2 separate regions of the Homo sapiens genome follow, and region 2 is linked to region 1. The links are chromatin loops, found by intact Hi-C in ENCODE. Cell type or tissue: upper lobe of right lung. All regions are shown on one strand. Each heading gives the region's core, and the rest is flanking DNA. Links, peaks and the distances in the headings are about the cores only.

Region 1 (8,344 bases), core at 286-8,285:
TTTTTGTCTAGTAAGTCTGAAATCTGTGTTTATTTAGGGTCAGTGTCTGGAGACGTATTTTGTTCCTTTGAATAGGCTATGTTTATCTGATTTTTCTTTTTTGTTTTTGTATACCTTGTGATCTATTAAAATTGGGTATTTGAAAGAAACAGTCATATCCACTAGCCTTTGCAAACTGGCTATGTGAGGGAGAAGATGGTCCCTAATCAGTTAGGTAGGGTTCTCTCAGGCTTTTTTTGTGCATTCATCTTCCCCGAGTCTGTGTGTATACTTTTGTTCCAATTATTCTAAATATATGACTGTTTTTAAATGTGTTAATTTTCCTAAAAATTTCTCCCAGTTGCTTTGTGGAGCCCTTCATGTATACCTCTGCCCTTAATTCTTTCACAAAGGTGCCCACAGATCTGCAGTTGCCCTGAAGTTGTCCCAAGTCATGATGCTCACTACCACCTCTGTGGCTTCTAACCTGAGATTCAAACTATGCTGTGGACCTTATCTGTGCTCTGGATAAGGCAATAACGGAACTAGTTCACAGACAGGCTAGAAAATTGCAAACATGTTCTACCCTTTTTCTTCTGTTTTGAGGGATGGAACTGGGAATTGGGTGGCTTTCTACCAATCACATCATGCCAAACAAACACAAAATTGACCAATAAGCACATAAAAAAATGCTCAAGATTATCCGTCATCAGGAAAATATAGAGTAAATCCACAGTGAGATACTACTTCACCCCATCATAATGGCTAAAATAATAAAAATTGAAAATTTCACGTGTTAGCAGTTGTGTGGAAGAATGAACATTTTCTTGTTCATGGGAGTATAACATGATGTTAAACAGTTGGAAAACAGTTGTTATAAAATTTAACATACACTTGCCGTATGACCCAACAATTATCCTGTAAAGAATTTACTTCAAACAAATGAACACAAATATTTACACAAAAATGTGTTCATTAACTTGTATATCAGCTCTATTCGTAGTATTCGAAATCTGGAACCCAATCAAATGTCTATCTCCTGGCAAATAGATAAATTTTGGTATATCTATACAATAAAATATTACTCAGAAAAAAGGAAGTAAATATTGATAAATGCAACTGCACAGATATACCTCAAAGACCTTCTGCTGAGGAAAAGAAGTTAGACACATTAAAAAAAAATAGGGAATCTAATATACATGACAGAATACACATTACTGGTTGACTGTGGCCAAGAGTGGGTAAGGTTTAACTGTAAGGTAGCATATAAGAGCTTTTAGGAATGATGTGAATGTTCTATGCATTTTTTGGACACATTAAATTATATTTTAAGTGAGTGCATTTTTTTTTTTTTTGAGACAAGTTTTGCTCTTGTTGCCCAGGCTACAGTGCAATGGCACGATCTCAGCTCACCGCAACCTCCACCTCCCAGGTTCAAGTGATTCTCCTGCCTCAGCCTCCCGAGTAGCTGGGATTACAGGCATGTGCCACCATGCCTGGCTAATTTTTGTAATTTTAGTAGGGACGGGGTTTCTCCATGTTGGTCAGGCTGGTCTCAAAACTCCCAACCTCAGGTGATCCGCCCACCTTGGCTTTCCAAAGTGCTGGTATTACAGGTGTGAGCCACTGCGCCCAGCCCAAGTGCATTTTATAATATGTAAAATACATGTTTATTAAGTTGATTAAATATTAATTAATGTAAACATAAAAATTACTCGTTTGGTCTTACTAGAAAAATATATGCTTTTGATTACTGGTCTCATCTTCTAAAAAGGATTTATTTCTACTTTATCTTTAGCTTTACCTTCAACATCTGGCCCAAATTTATTTTGTACTGGAGAGGAATACTACCTTCTGCATGCCTAGAAGCATGCCTCTTACCAGCAGACATCTTCCAAGGGAAATGATGTGGAGCAAAGGAATGAGCACACAAACACTCATGTCTTAAGTCTAAAACAAAAACCCAAAAGTGTTTGCTTTGTATCGCATATTATTTTTTTATTTTGTATTTTCCATTCTCTTTTCATTTCACCATGGATGTTTTCTACAAGCCTATACTTATACTTACTAATGCTTTCTTCCGTTAATCTTCCATTAAAATCCATACTGAACTCTTAATTTTAAAAATAATTAAAATTATTGTTTAAACATTTCTATTTTTAAGATTTTTATATTGTTTCTTTAGAAAATAAATTCTAGTTCTCTGGTAAAATTCTTTATCCTGTCAAATATTTTCTTGAACATATTAAGGTTTTTTCAAAGTCTGTGCTTGTTCACTCCAAAAAAATAGTGTGCCTACATGTCTGTTTCTTATATATGTATATAAAAATTACCACAAAAAAAGGAATCTAATTTATAGTGACAATAGATCAGTGGTTGACTGTGGCTGTGAGCAGGGGAAGGAATTAACAATAAAGAGGCATAGGTAAATATTTTGGGGAGAAGAAAATTTTCTGTACTTTGATAGTGGTAGTAGTTACATAATGTCAAGTTTTTCTTTTGGTCTCATACTGTTACATACTCTTTAGTTATTCATCTAATGTTAGATATTTTGTATGAAATAAAACTAAGCTACTCCTTCATACATTACAAAATATTGAAAGCTTAACATGTGCCAGTCCTTTTACTGGGGATCTAGCACTAAAACAGGACAGACACAGCTTCCATACTGACAGAGCTTCCAGTTCCTTGGTGGACCTTTCTAATTCCTGAAGTTCTTTGGGCTTTCAAAGTTGTTCACACTCTTTTATTTACCCAGAATGCCATGGTCCCTGTGTTTGTATGCTCAAATCATATACATATTTTTAAATGTTACAATTTTTAAATACAATTTTAAATGTTACAGCCTCAATAAATCTGTCTATATTAAAAGTAATCTTATGTTAGTCTGAGCTTTCATGTTAAATGATCTGTTCCTCTAATGGTATTTATATAATCTGCCTGCCTGGTAATATTAATGAAGTATCCCATATAACCAGATTTCAAACTCTTTAAGTACAAGGACCTTGTCTTACTAACTCTTGTATGTACTATGGTATGTAAAAAAGTGCCTGATCGTAGTAAACATATGTATTAAGTGAATATTTGACTGTGTCATTATAATGTTTATAAAATTATAGTCCATGTTTTAATATTTTCTACCTAATAATTCACCACTCTACTTACTCCTAATTATTGAGCTCGAATCACTTATAACCCTACCATAACTAATTCTAGCTTGCAGCTTCCATGATACTCTACTATGCTGACAAACCAGATAATCAAGCTTATTAAGGAATATGTATTAAGTAAATGTAATTAGGCTTTTAGGGAGGGTGTAATGACTTTTCATACATTAAATCATGGCTTGAAAGTTTTGCTTCAAATCTGATTGCTTAGACTGTTTTCTCAACATCCACATTTTGGGGCTATATTTTAAAGCATTAGACAATGGTTTCCAGAAATCTGACCTCCATAAAAATAGGGCATTGCATTGCTAGAAAAAATTATCCCTTTTATAGAAAATGGCCATTCTAACACTGAATATGTGTCCTTTCTGACAAATGGATTCTGGTGTTCAGGACTCAGAACCAGACAGCTGTCACAGTACCACGGAGGATTCCTCTAAATTGTAGCAGATGGTGCTACTTATTTGGCCATCTAATGCTATTCTGAAGCATCAGTTGGCCAACTGCTGTGGTGGAGGTATGAAAATAGAAGATTTATTTAGAGCCAGAGGATGCAAGCACAAATATTTTGGAATACAGAGTTTAAACTGATATGGAAAATTTGTATCCAACAAATTGACAGGCAAGATCCATTAGAGGGTGTGGTTATAAAACACCATCCCTCAGATGAAAGCATTCATGGAAAATATAACCTCTTTGGCCAGCTGTCTTATAATCTCTTCCATGCCCCTTTCCCGTGACGTGCACATAGCCACAGGCATACTACATAAGCACACACACACCACATGTATTTCCATACATACATTTGCTAATCGGTCTGCAATTTAAATTTAATACCGCTTAGGAACCAGCTGGGTCACCTGTAGCTGGTCTGTGGAAATATGCACAGTATGTGTTGGTGATCTACACTAGAAGAGGTCCTCTCAATTTTATCTTTAAGGTAGCAGCTGCAGTCTTGTATAGCTTATGCCAATATACAGTAATCTGTGTTTTCTGCAACACAGTGATATCAGGCATTTTGGTCACACTTTTAGCCATTTCCATAGAAGCTATGGATCAATCTTTATCAGAATTAAATCTAGTTAATTAACACTCTGCTTGCCATTGCCAAGAATACAATTTTTAAGTACTTCCTTAATTCTTATTTATATCATTAACTATTTACATACATAGATTAAAGATAGCTTACAACAGCTATTTAATAGAATACTAGTGCAACATAAACCCTTTTATAAAGTCGATACATTCTTATTATGTTTACAGTGAGCTTCTTAAGAAAAATGAACTAATTAAATTATTCAACCAAACATAAATTTATATTGGTATACTACATTACCTAAAAGGAGGTGAGTTAAAAAGTAAAAAATACACAGAAAACTGAGAGATTATTTTCAAGCATCTGTATTAGAGGTTCAGCATAATATGGCACATGAATTGGAAACACTAACATACAAATAAAAATGACATACTGAAATAGACCTAAATTAATGACTAGAACAGCTTTGCATGGCTTATTAGTAAAAGTAAGTGAGACTGTGGTGCAGAAAAAAAAGCCTTTAAAACACAGAAAGAGCACTTAACCAAAAAGGAAGTTCCCCAAATTGGTCAAGATCAAAGGCAAACAAGAAATTGAAACAGCAATTAAAACAGAAGTAAATGAATAAATAAATAAATACAGTTTTACAATTAAGTTGAGAATTTTTTCATGATAACCTCAGGTGTGGTTAAAAGCATTTTAAATAAAACCAAAGGAGGGCACAGAATAGGTGTGGAGAATATTCATGGGCAGAGCATACAACATACCTTCTTGGGGGCTAGTGAGGCAGAAGCAGACAGGCACAGGCAATATGAATACTTTTCTCCTTATAAGAGAAAATTTCTTCCAAATTATCTTTACAACTGTTTCTAAGTCCTTGAAATGCCTGTGAGAAAATTTAGGGGCAAACAGTCTTCTGTGACAATAAGAACCAGCAGAGGAAACCATCATTCTCAGCAAACTATCGCAAGGACAAAAAAACAAACACCGCGTGTTCTCACTCATAGGTGGGAATTGAACAATGAGAACACTTGGACACAGGAAGGGGAACATCACACACTGGGGCCTGTTGTGGGGTGGGGGAAGGGAAGAGGGATAGCCTTAGGAGATATACCTTATGTAAATGACGAGTTAATGGGTGCAGCACACCAACATGGCACAGGTATACATATGTAACAAACCTGCACGTTGTGCACATGTACCCTAGAACTAAAAGCATTAAAAAATAAAAATAAAAAAATAAAAAAAAACTCAAAAAAATTGCTCTAAAAACTAACATCTTTAAGAATTTAAAAAAAAAAAAACAGAAAATGTTAACGAAGATATATCAAAATTTAACCTTTTGTGTACGGCTGGTCAGAATGTAAAATGGGGCAGCTGCTATAAAAAACACTGTTGTGGTTCATCAAAAAATTAAAAGTAAAATTACCACATGAAAAAAAAAAAGAACCAGCAGAAATAATAATACTCTTAGTTGTCAAAATTTATCAACAGTCTCTTGTTTGACAGCCACTGCCATATCTGTGTCACTTTTGTCCCAGCTTAACTCTTTGCCCCCACTTGAGATTTAGGGTTCAAATTGTTTACATTTTATTGATTGCCTTTAAAGACAAGACTTACTGCTAATTTGCTACCTGGCTTGTTTAAACCCCACCCTATCTCCTATTTTTTGCTACCGTCACCCCCACTCAACTCTCGCACAATGAATTAGGCCTGGTACCCAATTTTCCATTCACATTTCTGGTTTCCATGTCTATCTCAAGCTCTTAAACTATGCCTCTGTTACATTTCATTTCATAATATGTGGAAGAAAGGCTGTAAAGATCCAGCAGTGGTAAAAACACGGTATGCTCAGATGAAATTAATAAACCAGACTTAGACAATCTGTGCTACAACGGTTAATATTCATTAAGTACTAAGGGATAAGTTCTGTTTTAAACACTTTTCATACTTTAATTCATTTAATCATACAAAAACTGTGTATTATAAGTAACAATTACCTAATTTTAAGAATAAGAAAACTGAATGACAGGTTAAATAATAAAACTTCTAATACACCTATACTGCTAGCTCATGGCAGAGCTAGGATTTGAACACAGGTAGTTTAGAGTCAGAGTTCACCCTATTTTCCATTATGCTGTATGATATCTACTTGAGAATTAAAAAACATTAAAAGACAAAACAATGCAATTAGGATTATATGTAAATTACCATTACAAATTATAATTTTTCAGGAACATCAATGAATTATGAACACCTTTCTGTGAGCTTATCAAGAAATTAGATTCCAGAGAGGCTGAGAAATTCAGACTAATGAGCCCATAGTTACCCATGTTCAGATTAAATAGAAAGAGAATCTCTAACTACAGGTAGAATCTGAAAAAGCTTCCAAAGTTTTGATGAAATTGAAGTTGTTGTCTATTTTTTTTTAGGTATATCCTTCAGGTATATCCACTTCTTTTGGAAGCTTCAAAGCAAAGCAGGTATACAGATGTCATATGACTATAAGATAACTCCGATGTACATTAGGGATCCTTGTCTATATAAAGAGAGTAGATGGAGTTATTATGCTACATAGAGTGAAAACTGGTATTTCACTGATGAGGGAAGTGCCAACAGAATGACGCATTGAACTTAAGTAAGAGAACAAGGTTATAGGATAGATTTCATAGCCTTTAAATAATTAACCATTAATTAACATAGTTAATTACATAAAGACTTTGAAGCAATTATAATTACTTGAGGTGAGAGGAAGCAGTTGAAATAGGCAGGTTGGTAAGTATATTTGAGATCTATAAATATTTTGCACGATGGTTAGCAATCTGGTTTACTTTCTTTTTTTATGCCCGAAGGTATTTTGCAAGTCTGTCTGCATGTCCTGGAGTTATTCCGGGTAGTCATCTCATGAGCTTTTCTAAGATTGATGCCAGAAAATATTGTTGAATCAGGAACATATTTGGAATGAGTGAGGATGTTCCAAGTTGATAGTATATGACATTGTTAAAAAAATATGTGTACATGTTTTTGCCTGGTCAGGGCTCTTTGAGCAAAGATTGGTAGCAACATGAGTCAAATGACTGAATAGTAAGGTTAAGATGTATGCCTCTAAAAAATACAGAGCTTTATTTCCCTGAAGATTCGTGTTTACGTTTCAATTAAAAAAAAAAAAAACCTAGAGCTATTTGTTTACATTCTAAAATGTTATTGGAAGCATCAAGGATCTTCCCTATCTCTTCCCAAAAAAAATTGTTTCCATGAGAGAGCAACATTTTCTCCCCATCTATCTGGGAGAAAAGTTCCTACATAAACTATATTGTATAGTTTTGGAGTTTCTCACTTGTAGCACAAAACCCCCTTTTGCACATGCAGATGACATCTGTTCTCATTGTGTCACCCCAAAGGGATAAAAAGAATACCAGAGCTGAGATTGCTACATAAGTAAATAATTGCCTATTTCTTATCCAGATATCTTCAAGATAAAAAAATACAGATATTAAAAATTTATTATTTAAAAATAGGAATGTTTCAAGGTTTGTGCTTGGCTAGTGTGTTTGTTCTGTATGAATGCTTCCTGGAACAAATATCTCCCAGATATTTTTGTGCAAGGTATTAATATGTGTTGCACAAGTGAAAGGATTACATGATTAAGTAAGTTTGAGAAACATGGCATACCATCTCCATCTCTCTCTCTCTCTCTCTCTCTCTCTGTCTCTGTCTCGGGTACATCAAAATTGGGTTCTGAAAACCCCTACACTAAACAAACGTGTTCAGTCTTCACTCTGTGTTTCCAAGTCAGTAATGCCGTTGGAGAATGAACTCATAGCTTCTTCTTATCCCCCAAATGTGTCAGAAAAGTATCCTGAAGTTAGTGCCATATTCATGAATGTATTTTCTGTGTAAATGTCTCAGGAGACTTACTAGTTAGTGTTATTTTTCCTCTCATTGTCCTCAATGTCCTAAAAAAAGTCACTCTATTGGCCCTCTACAAAGCAACTACTATTCAAAAAACGCAGTGATTTTTCAACACTTCAAGCTCTTTAAAATCACCCAGGTAGCTTTTAATAATACCAATCCCTGTGTCCCAAAGCATGGCAATTAAAAGAGAACCTCTAAGAATGAGTCAGGAATGTGTAAGATTTAAAAGCTTCCCAGGTGATTCTAA
Region 2 (8,344 bases), core at 178-8,177, 1.0 Mb before region 1:
GGAGACCCCTGTCTCAACCAAAAATTTAAAAATTAGATGGGCATGGTGACGTGCGTCTGTAGTTCCAGCTATTTAGGTGGGAGAATTGAGCCACTGCACTCCAGCCTGGGTGACAGCAAGACCCTGTCTCAAAAATGAAACAAAACAAAAACCAAAAAACAGTTTAAGCTTTTTTTTTTTTTTGAGACGGAGTCTCGCTTTGTCGCCCAGGCTGAAGGGCAATGGCACAATCTCGCCTCACCACAAACTCCGCCTCCTGGGTTCAAGCAATTCTCCTGCCTCAGCCTCCTGAGTAGCTGGGACTACAGGCGCACGCCACCATGCCCGGCTTATTTTTGTATTTTTAGTAGAGACAGGGTTTCACCATGTTGGCCAGGCTGGTCTTGAAATCCTGACCTTGTGATCCACCCTCCTCGGCCTCCCAAAGTGCTGGTATTATAGGCGTGAGCCACCGTGCCCAGCCAACATTTTAAGCTTCTAAACACATTGTACAACTAAGTTACTTTCAACATTAAAGAGTTGATCTATTTTTAAAAATATATAACTTAGGATGGTAAGATACAATTTTTTTACACATCCTGTCATTAAACAGTTGTATTTTAAGTGACGATTTTCTGAAGTTCCTGACAGTTCAGGAGATTTTAAATATAGAAGGGATGGTGATGGTAAGCCTTTCATTCAATTAATTGATTCTCCTACAAAGTTTAGCAGATATTCTCAATTTCAAAGATGAAACCAATTTTATTCCTTTGCAGTCAGCTGTTAACAGTTGCCCATTTTAGGAGACAAATACATACAAATGAACTCTTGGTGTTCTTGAGTACATATGGGAGAAGCAGAACAAAGCAAAGTTCCCTTTTTGCCTTACCAGGTGGATTCAATAATCCAAGAAGAATGGGACTGGAGCTGATTTCCTCATGAGCTGTGAGTCTTTGAGCAATTTACATAACTAGTCTAAACATTTAATCTCTTTGTTTGTTAACTGAAGGTAATATCTTCCTTGCAGAGTATTTGTAAATATTATAAATATTATATAAATTATGAATCATATTGTTTTTCACAGTAGATGTTCAATAAATGGTAGCTGGGTACCTGAGTGCTTATCTCATTTTCCTCCCTCCACAGATGATAAATTCCTTGTGAGAATTACAGCCCCTGGTAGTAGTGATCAACAAATATTTGTTGAGTTGAAAATGTCGCTTTTTAAAGGCTTTTAAAATAATCTTTCCTGTAGAATTTTAGACCTTTGCAAATGACTTATTTTTCCCTTCAACTTATTTTATTTATTTATTTTTTGAGTTAGAGTCTTGCTCTGTCACCCAGGCTGGAGTGCAGTGGCACAATCTCGGCTCACTGCAACCTCCGCCTCCAGAGTGAAAGCAATTCTCCTGTCTCAGCCTCCCGAGTAGCTGGGATTACAGGTGCGCACCACTGTGCCGGGCTAATTTTTGTATTTTTAGTAGAGATGGGGTTTCACCATGTTGGCCAGGCTGGTCTCGAACTCCTGACCTCAGGTGACCCACCTGCCTCAGTCTCTCAAAATTACTGGCATTACCAGCATAAGCCACTGCGCCCTTCCCCTTCGACTTCTTAAAATCTAATTTCCTGGTATCTAAAAGCACATTTGACATCATTGGCTACCGCAAAATCTAAAGTGACCTGGACACTTTCTCCTCAGACCCAAAATCCATTTTACAACTAGCTTCTCTTTTTCTGGCTAGACTTAAATTCAAAGTAGCAGTTATCCCGGTTGTTTCTTCTACTGTGTAAGAGATTAAATTGTCAGAAAAAGAAGTTACTAATTAATCAGATGCTTTGCTTTTTGCCACCGGGAAACCTCCAACAGATGCCCTGATGGCTGAAGCCCCATTTATTTATTTATTTTATTTTTGTTTGAGAGAGGATCTCACTCTTATCCAGGCTGGAGTGCAGTGGCGCAATCATGGCTCACTGCAGCCTCGAACTCCTGGATTCAGGTGATTCTCCCGCCTCAACCCTGAGTAGCTGGGACTACAGGCTCACACCACAACTCCTGGGTAATTTTTGTATTTTTTTGTAGAGCTGGCATTTCACCACGTTGCCCATGCTGGTCTCAAAGCCCTGGGCTCAAGCAATCTGCCCATCTTGGCATCCCAAAGTGCTGGGATTACAGGTGTGAGCCAGCACACCTGGCCGGAAAACAAATTTTTTAAATGACTTTTAAAAATAGAGTTGCTTTGTTGTTGCTCTTCTTCCTCCTACTTCTAGCAATGTATATTTACAATATTAGGATAATGTCTTTCTTGACTCTTCCTTTGTACTGTTGCCTTCAATCTTACCTGATTGCTGTGGTTAGAAAGGCACTATACCTACTTTCAAACTGGGAATAAGGCATAGGGTGCTGCCAGTCACATCACTTTTTTTTGTTGTTGTTGTTTTTGAGACAGAGTCTTGCTCTTGTTGCCCAGATTGGAGCACAATGGTGCAATCTCAGCTCACTGCAACCGCTGCTGGCTTGGGCAGCCTGCTTTTATTCCCTTATCTGGCCCCACCCACATCCTGCTGATTGGTCCATTTTACAGAGAGCTGATTGGTCCGTTTTACAGAGAGTTGATTGGTCCGTTTTGACAGGGTGCTGATTGGTGCATTTACAATCCCTGAGCTACACACAGAGTGCTGATTGGTGCATTTACAAAGCTAGACATAAAAGTTCTCCAAATCCCCACTAGATTAGCTAGACACAGAGCACTGATTGGTGCATTTACCAACCTTCAGCTAGACACAGAGTGCTGATTGATGCGTTTACAAGTTTACAATTCCTGAGCTAGACACAGAGTTCTGATTGGTGCATCCACGAACCACCCCCCCCCCCCCCCCCCCCCCGAGCTAGACACAGAGTGCTGATTGGTGCGTTTACAATCCTCCAGCTAGGCACAAAAGTTGTCCAAGTCCCCACCAGATTAGCTAGATACAGAGTGCTGATTGGTGCATCCATGAACCCCAAGCTAGACACAGAGTGCTGATTGGTGCATTTACAATCCTCCAACTACACATAAAAGTTCTCCAAGTCCCCACTGGACTCAAGAGCCCACCTGGCTTCCCCTAGTGGATCCTGTGCTGGGGCCGCAGGCGGAGCTGCCCGCCAATCCTGTGCTGTGGGCCCGCACTCCTCAGCCCTTGGGCCGTGGATGGGACCAGTGCCACAAGCAGGGGGCAGCACCTGTTAGGGAGGCTTGGGCCTCTCGGGAGCCCACCGCAGGGAGGTGGTTGAGGCCTGGCAAGAATTCGAGTGTGGCCCGGGTGGGCCAGCAGTGCTGGGGGACCTGGCGCCTCCTCCCAGATGCTGGCCCCAGTGCTAAGCCCCTCACTGCCGCTCCGAGTGCGGGGCCCACCCAGCCCACGCCCACCCGGAACTCACGCTGGCCCAGGTTCCTGCCCACGCCTCTACCTCCACACCTCCCCACAAGCAGAGGGAGCCGGCTCCAGCCCCGGCCAGCCCAGAGAGGGGCTCCCACAGTGCAGTGGCAGGCTGAAGGGCTCCTCAAGCGCAGCCAGAATGGGCGCCAAGGCCGAGGAGGCACCGAGAGCGAGCGAGGGCTGCCAGCACACTGCCACCTCTCACTATTATTATTATTATTTTTTTTTCTTGAGACAGAGTCTTGCTCTGTCATGCAGGCTGGAGTGCAGTGGCCTGATTTCAGCTCACCGCAAACTTTGCATCCCGGGTTCAAGCGAATCTTACGCCTCAGCCTCTTGAGTAGCTGGGATTACAGATGCATGCCACCATGCCTGGCTAATTTTTCTATTTTTAGTAGAGATGGGGTTTCGCTGTGCTGGCCAGTCTGGTCTCGAACTCCTGACCTCAAGTGACCCGTAGGACACTATTTTAAACAGAGCTGTATTAACACATTCTTTCCTTCCGATGTTGCTCCACCTCTTCCCTGTCTACATTCTCATGTTCTTTCTCTTAAGTATTCCACTCACAATGTTGTTTTCAAAATATTCTACTCCAGGAAAATACCTCTATCTACGTTTTTTCTCTGTCTCTATGGTTTTGTTAAAAAGTACTCTTCATCTTTTATAAATCTGTCCCAATTCGGCTTTGACCCTATCTCTCCCTTTACTTTCCTAACTCTCAATTTCTTTCTTTCTTTTTTTTTTTTTGAGACAGAGTCTTACTCTGTTGCCCAGGCTGGAGTGCAGTGGTGTGATCTCGGCTCACTGCAACCTCTGCCTCCTGTCCTAACCCTAAATTTCTAATATTAGTCATTTTATTTTTTGTTTCCAAGTTTTACTTTATGACTTCAGATACATCAATTGGATTCTTATAAAACATTATCATCTTGCTACAGAAGTCATATGATCTCACTGAACATTTACAAGAAAAATTCTCAAGCTCCTGTGTTTACATGTGACCACATTGATTCTATACAATCCTTTTTGGAAGAGGGGAGTGTTGTGTTATAAATAGCACACAGAGACATGACAGACAATTAGAGGCATTGAACAGGATGGGTTGTTGTGCCAAAGGGGTTACGCAAGGCACAGAATACAAAGAAAATATGCTGTGAATGTTGAGAAGAAGATTGGGTTTGAAAGCTAACAACAACAACAACCACCACCAAAAAAAAAAAAAACATAAAAAAAACAGAAATAACTCCATGAAGATGAAGATGGCATTATAGCATTTTTCTTCCCTGCACTTACCTTCTTTTTTTTTTTTTTTAGAGACAAGATCTCACTGTCACTCAAGTTGGAGTGCAGTGGTACAATCATAGCTCACTGTAACCTTGAACTCCTGGGCTCAAGCGACCCTCCCACCTCAGCCTCCCAAGTAGGTAGGACTCTAAGCATGTGCCATCATATCCCACTAATTTTTTTTTTTTTTTTTTTAGAGACAGGGTCTCACCATTTTCCCAGGTCGATCTCAAACTCCTAGACTGAAGCCCTGCACTTACCTCCTAACACACTCTATACTAGAAGGTAAGCTCCATAATGCAGGGATTTTTTGTTATTGTTTTGCCGTTTAACTTCTAAATCCTCAGCAGGGCCTGGTGCAGAGTAGCTCCTCAATAAATACTTGTTGATTGAAGAGCATGTGAATGAATGAATGAGTGAATGCAGGAAATGGTAAGATCAGCATGACCGAAGCCGTGTTCCAGTGGGGCTGGAGTAGAAAATGGAGTTCGTTGTAAGAATGTTGGAGTGCGACAAAGGAGTTTGTAGCTTTACTTTAGACAATGGGCAAGAGGGGAACCTGATGAATTCCTCGGGTCACCTTACCTCATTTCCATACTTAGTGTAATTACTCCAAAGAAGTTGGAAAGGAGATAAAAATGCAGAAGCAGACCTGGGTTCTTTATCAGGAAAGGATTATTTGCTGATGGAGCTGATTGGAGAGGCCGTGAGATGTGATTGAGCCAGCTCTGCATAGCTGGCTTGCTGCTCCCCAGGAGACTGAAGTTGGAGCCACAGATCAGTCAGAGAATGTGGCCACTGATAGACATTAGAATATTCTAGGGACAAGTTTCTTTTTCTGGACCTAGGGGCCGTATCTCTCACGTATGCCCATTGGTCTCCACTCTTAGGACTTTTTTTTTTTTGAGATGGAGTCTCACTCTGTCGCCCTGGCTAGAGTGCAATGATTCGATCTTGGCTCACTGCAACCTCTGCCTCCCGGGTTCACACAATTCTCCTGCCTCAGACTCCCGAGTAGCTGGGATTACAGGCACCCACCACCACGCCTGGCTAATTTTTACATTTTTAGTAGAGACAGGGTTTCACTATGTTGGCCAGGCTGGTCTTGAACTCCTGATGCCTGCCTCAGCCTCCCAAAGTGTTGGGATTACAGGTGTGAGCCACCGCACCCAGCTTTACCACTTTTACTCTAATCTTCATAGCCTCTCACTGGTGGATTCCTAAAATTATCTCTTAAAAGATTTCTCTACTTCATCTCTACTTCCTCTTTTTTTCCACTGCGACACCACACAAACACAAAATCTATTCTCTCACTGTCCTAAAGGACTGCTTTTAATGTTGTAATTTTCCTGCTTTAGGGTCATAATAGATCTCTAGTAAATATCTATCTAATCTATTCCATCTATAGGTTTAGCTTTCTCTCCCTTCCTTCCCCCTTTCTCCAACTCTCTTTAACCAATAATCAGTCTTCTTTATACATATTTAATGTTTCTATTGTAGTCAAACAGAGCTACTCTTATTGATTTGTTAATACACAAGTGAGCCAGATATTGTCTATTGGCATCTAGCACTTTTTACAGTCTTCTATCTCCCCTGTTTTGCAGGGGCTGGAAATCTGGGAACATGTCTCATACTCCCTTGCCAGCACAGTTTCAGACATAGCTTGAGTTCTGCCAATCAGATATACTGGTGAGAGATTTGGAAGGCAGAAGAGAGATGGCAACCACCATTGGCTTTTTCCTTTGTTACTGGTGATGGGCAGCCCTTGAAGTCAGCAGAGTCTCCAGCAGCCTCCGGATGCTAGGAAGCACCCGGTCAAATTTCTACTTATTAAGAAAAAGAGGGCCAGGCTCGGTAGCTCACACCTGTAATCCCAGCACTTTGGGAGGCCAAGGCGGGGGGATCACGAGGTCAAGAGATCGAGACCATCCTGACCAACATGGTGAAACCCCGTCTCTTCTAAAAATACAAAAATTATCCAGGCGTGGTGGTGTGTGCCTGTAATCCTAGCTACTTTGGAGGCTGGGCAGGAGAATTGCTTGAACCTGGGAGGCGGAGGTTGCAGTGAGCCGAGATCACACCACTGCACTCCAGCCCAGGTGACACAGTGAGACTCCGTCTCAAAAAAAAAAAAAAAGCCCTCAAAGACCTAAATATCTTGATATCCCTGTGAATGTATTTTTTAATCTAATTATCTGGAAAATCTTGTCTATTTTACATTTTAGGTGTGTAGAGTAGAATCATCATTAAAAGATATTTTTAAAATGTTCCCAAGTATATCCATGTAAAGAATCCAGTGTCCCTCTTTAATTTCCCCATTCAGATCAATATCTATTAAAGTAACACATTTGATATTTCTATAATATTTAATATAATACCAAATGAGAAAAACAGAAAAGTAACATTACACTAATATGATTTAAAGAGCATTTAATTATCTAATATAATTATCTCTTAAGCCCCAATTATAATATATTATTATCCTTACCAAAAAGCCAACTGTCTTGAGTCATAGCTAAAAGTGGTAGCATTATAAAAGAAAAAACATTTGATCTGATAGCCAACTACCTATTTACTATTTAAAAACACTTTAGGCTGGGTACGGTGGCTTATGCCTCTAATCCCTGCACTTTGGGAGACCAAGGCGGGTGGATCACTTGAGGTCAGGAGTTCGAGACCAGCCTGATCAACATGGTGAAACTCCATCTCTACTAAAAATACAAAATTAGCTGGGTGTAGTGGCAGGCACCTGTAATCCCAGCTACTCAAGAGGCTGAGGCAGAAGAATTGCTTGAATCCTAGAGGGGGTTGCAATGACCGCACCACTGCACTCCAGCCTTATTGACAGAGTGAGACCCTATCTCAAAAAAAAAAAAATTAAAATTAAACCCTAAAAACACCTTAATGTCCTCTGAGTTTCTGCACTATTCCTTCCAATGTCAAATAAAGATAAAGGAGAATGTCAAGGCATACAAATGTATTAATGATAGCTGAGTTCTACTCTGACTTATTTGCTCCTTCTGTATCTTCCCTGGTGAGCAATATCTGGCACATCCTTACACAAAGCCATCTTGCTTCCTAGCCCACTACATTATGCCAGTGTTACTTTTACTGCATTATTGTTATGGTTGATAACACTTTTTTTCTTCTTTTTTTTTTTCTTTTTTTTTTGAGATGGAGTTTCGCTCTTGTTGCCCAGGCTGGAGTGCAATGGTGCAGTCTTGGCTCACCACAACTTCTGCCTCCCAAGTTCAAGCGATTCTCCTGCTTAAACCTCCCGAGTACCTGGGATTACAGGCACGCGCCACTACGCCTGGCTAATTTTTGTATTTTTAGTAGAGACTGGGTTTTGCTGTGTTGGTCAGGCTGGTCTCGAACTCCCAACCTCAGATGATCTGCCTGCCTCGGCCTGTGAAAGTGCTGGGACTACAGGCATGAGTCACCGTGCCCAGCCCCAACAATTTTTGTTGGTAACATTTTGGATCTTTTTTATTTTTTCTTTTTTTTGAGACGAGGTCTTGCTCTGTCGCCCAGACTGCAGTGCAGTGGCGTGATCTCGGCTCACTGCAAGCTCCGCCTCCCGGGTTCACGCCATTCTCCTGCCTCAGCCTCCCGAGTAGCTGGCATCACAGGCGCCCGCCACCGTGCCCGGCCAACATTTTGGATC

The links. Peaks named below come from ENCODE experiments on the same cell type or tissue, not always from the same donor. Only the 100,000 strongest peaks of a DNase experiment are listed, where the experiment ranks them.
Region 2: a loop joins it to region 1, with 4 times the contacts of the local background. A loop is called at or near these places in 1 of 110 quality-filtered maps.

Annotation. Positions count from the first base shown.
Region 1 is chr3:178,229,965-178,238,308 of GRCh38, forward strand. All of the region lies in intron 2 of LOC105374235 (a long non-coding RNA gene), which reads right to left. Among named protein-coding and RNA genes, the nearest start is that of LINC01014, 190 kb to the right of the region's middle. In upper lobe of right lung, for the core only: no CTCF peak of the experiment used is centred there; no DNase peak of the experiment used is centred there.
Region 2 is chr3:177,225,516-177,233,859 of GRCh38, forward strand. LOC107986053 (a long non-coding RNA gene) reads left to right here and starts at 872. Exons shown (of 3, transcript XR_001740576.2): 1 at 872-924; 2 at 4,875-4,962. In upper lobe of right lung, for the core only: no CTCF peak of the experiment used is centred there; a DNase peak (open chromatin) is centred at 3,266.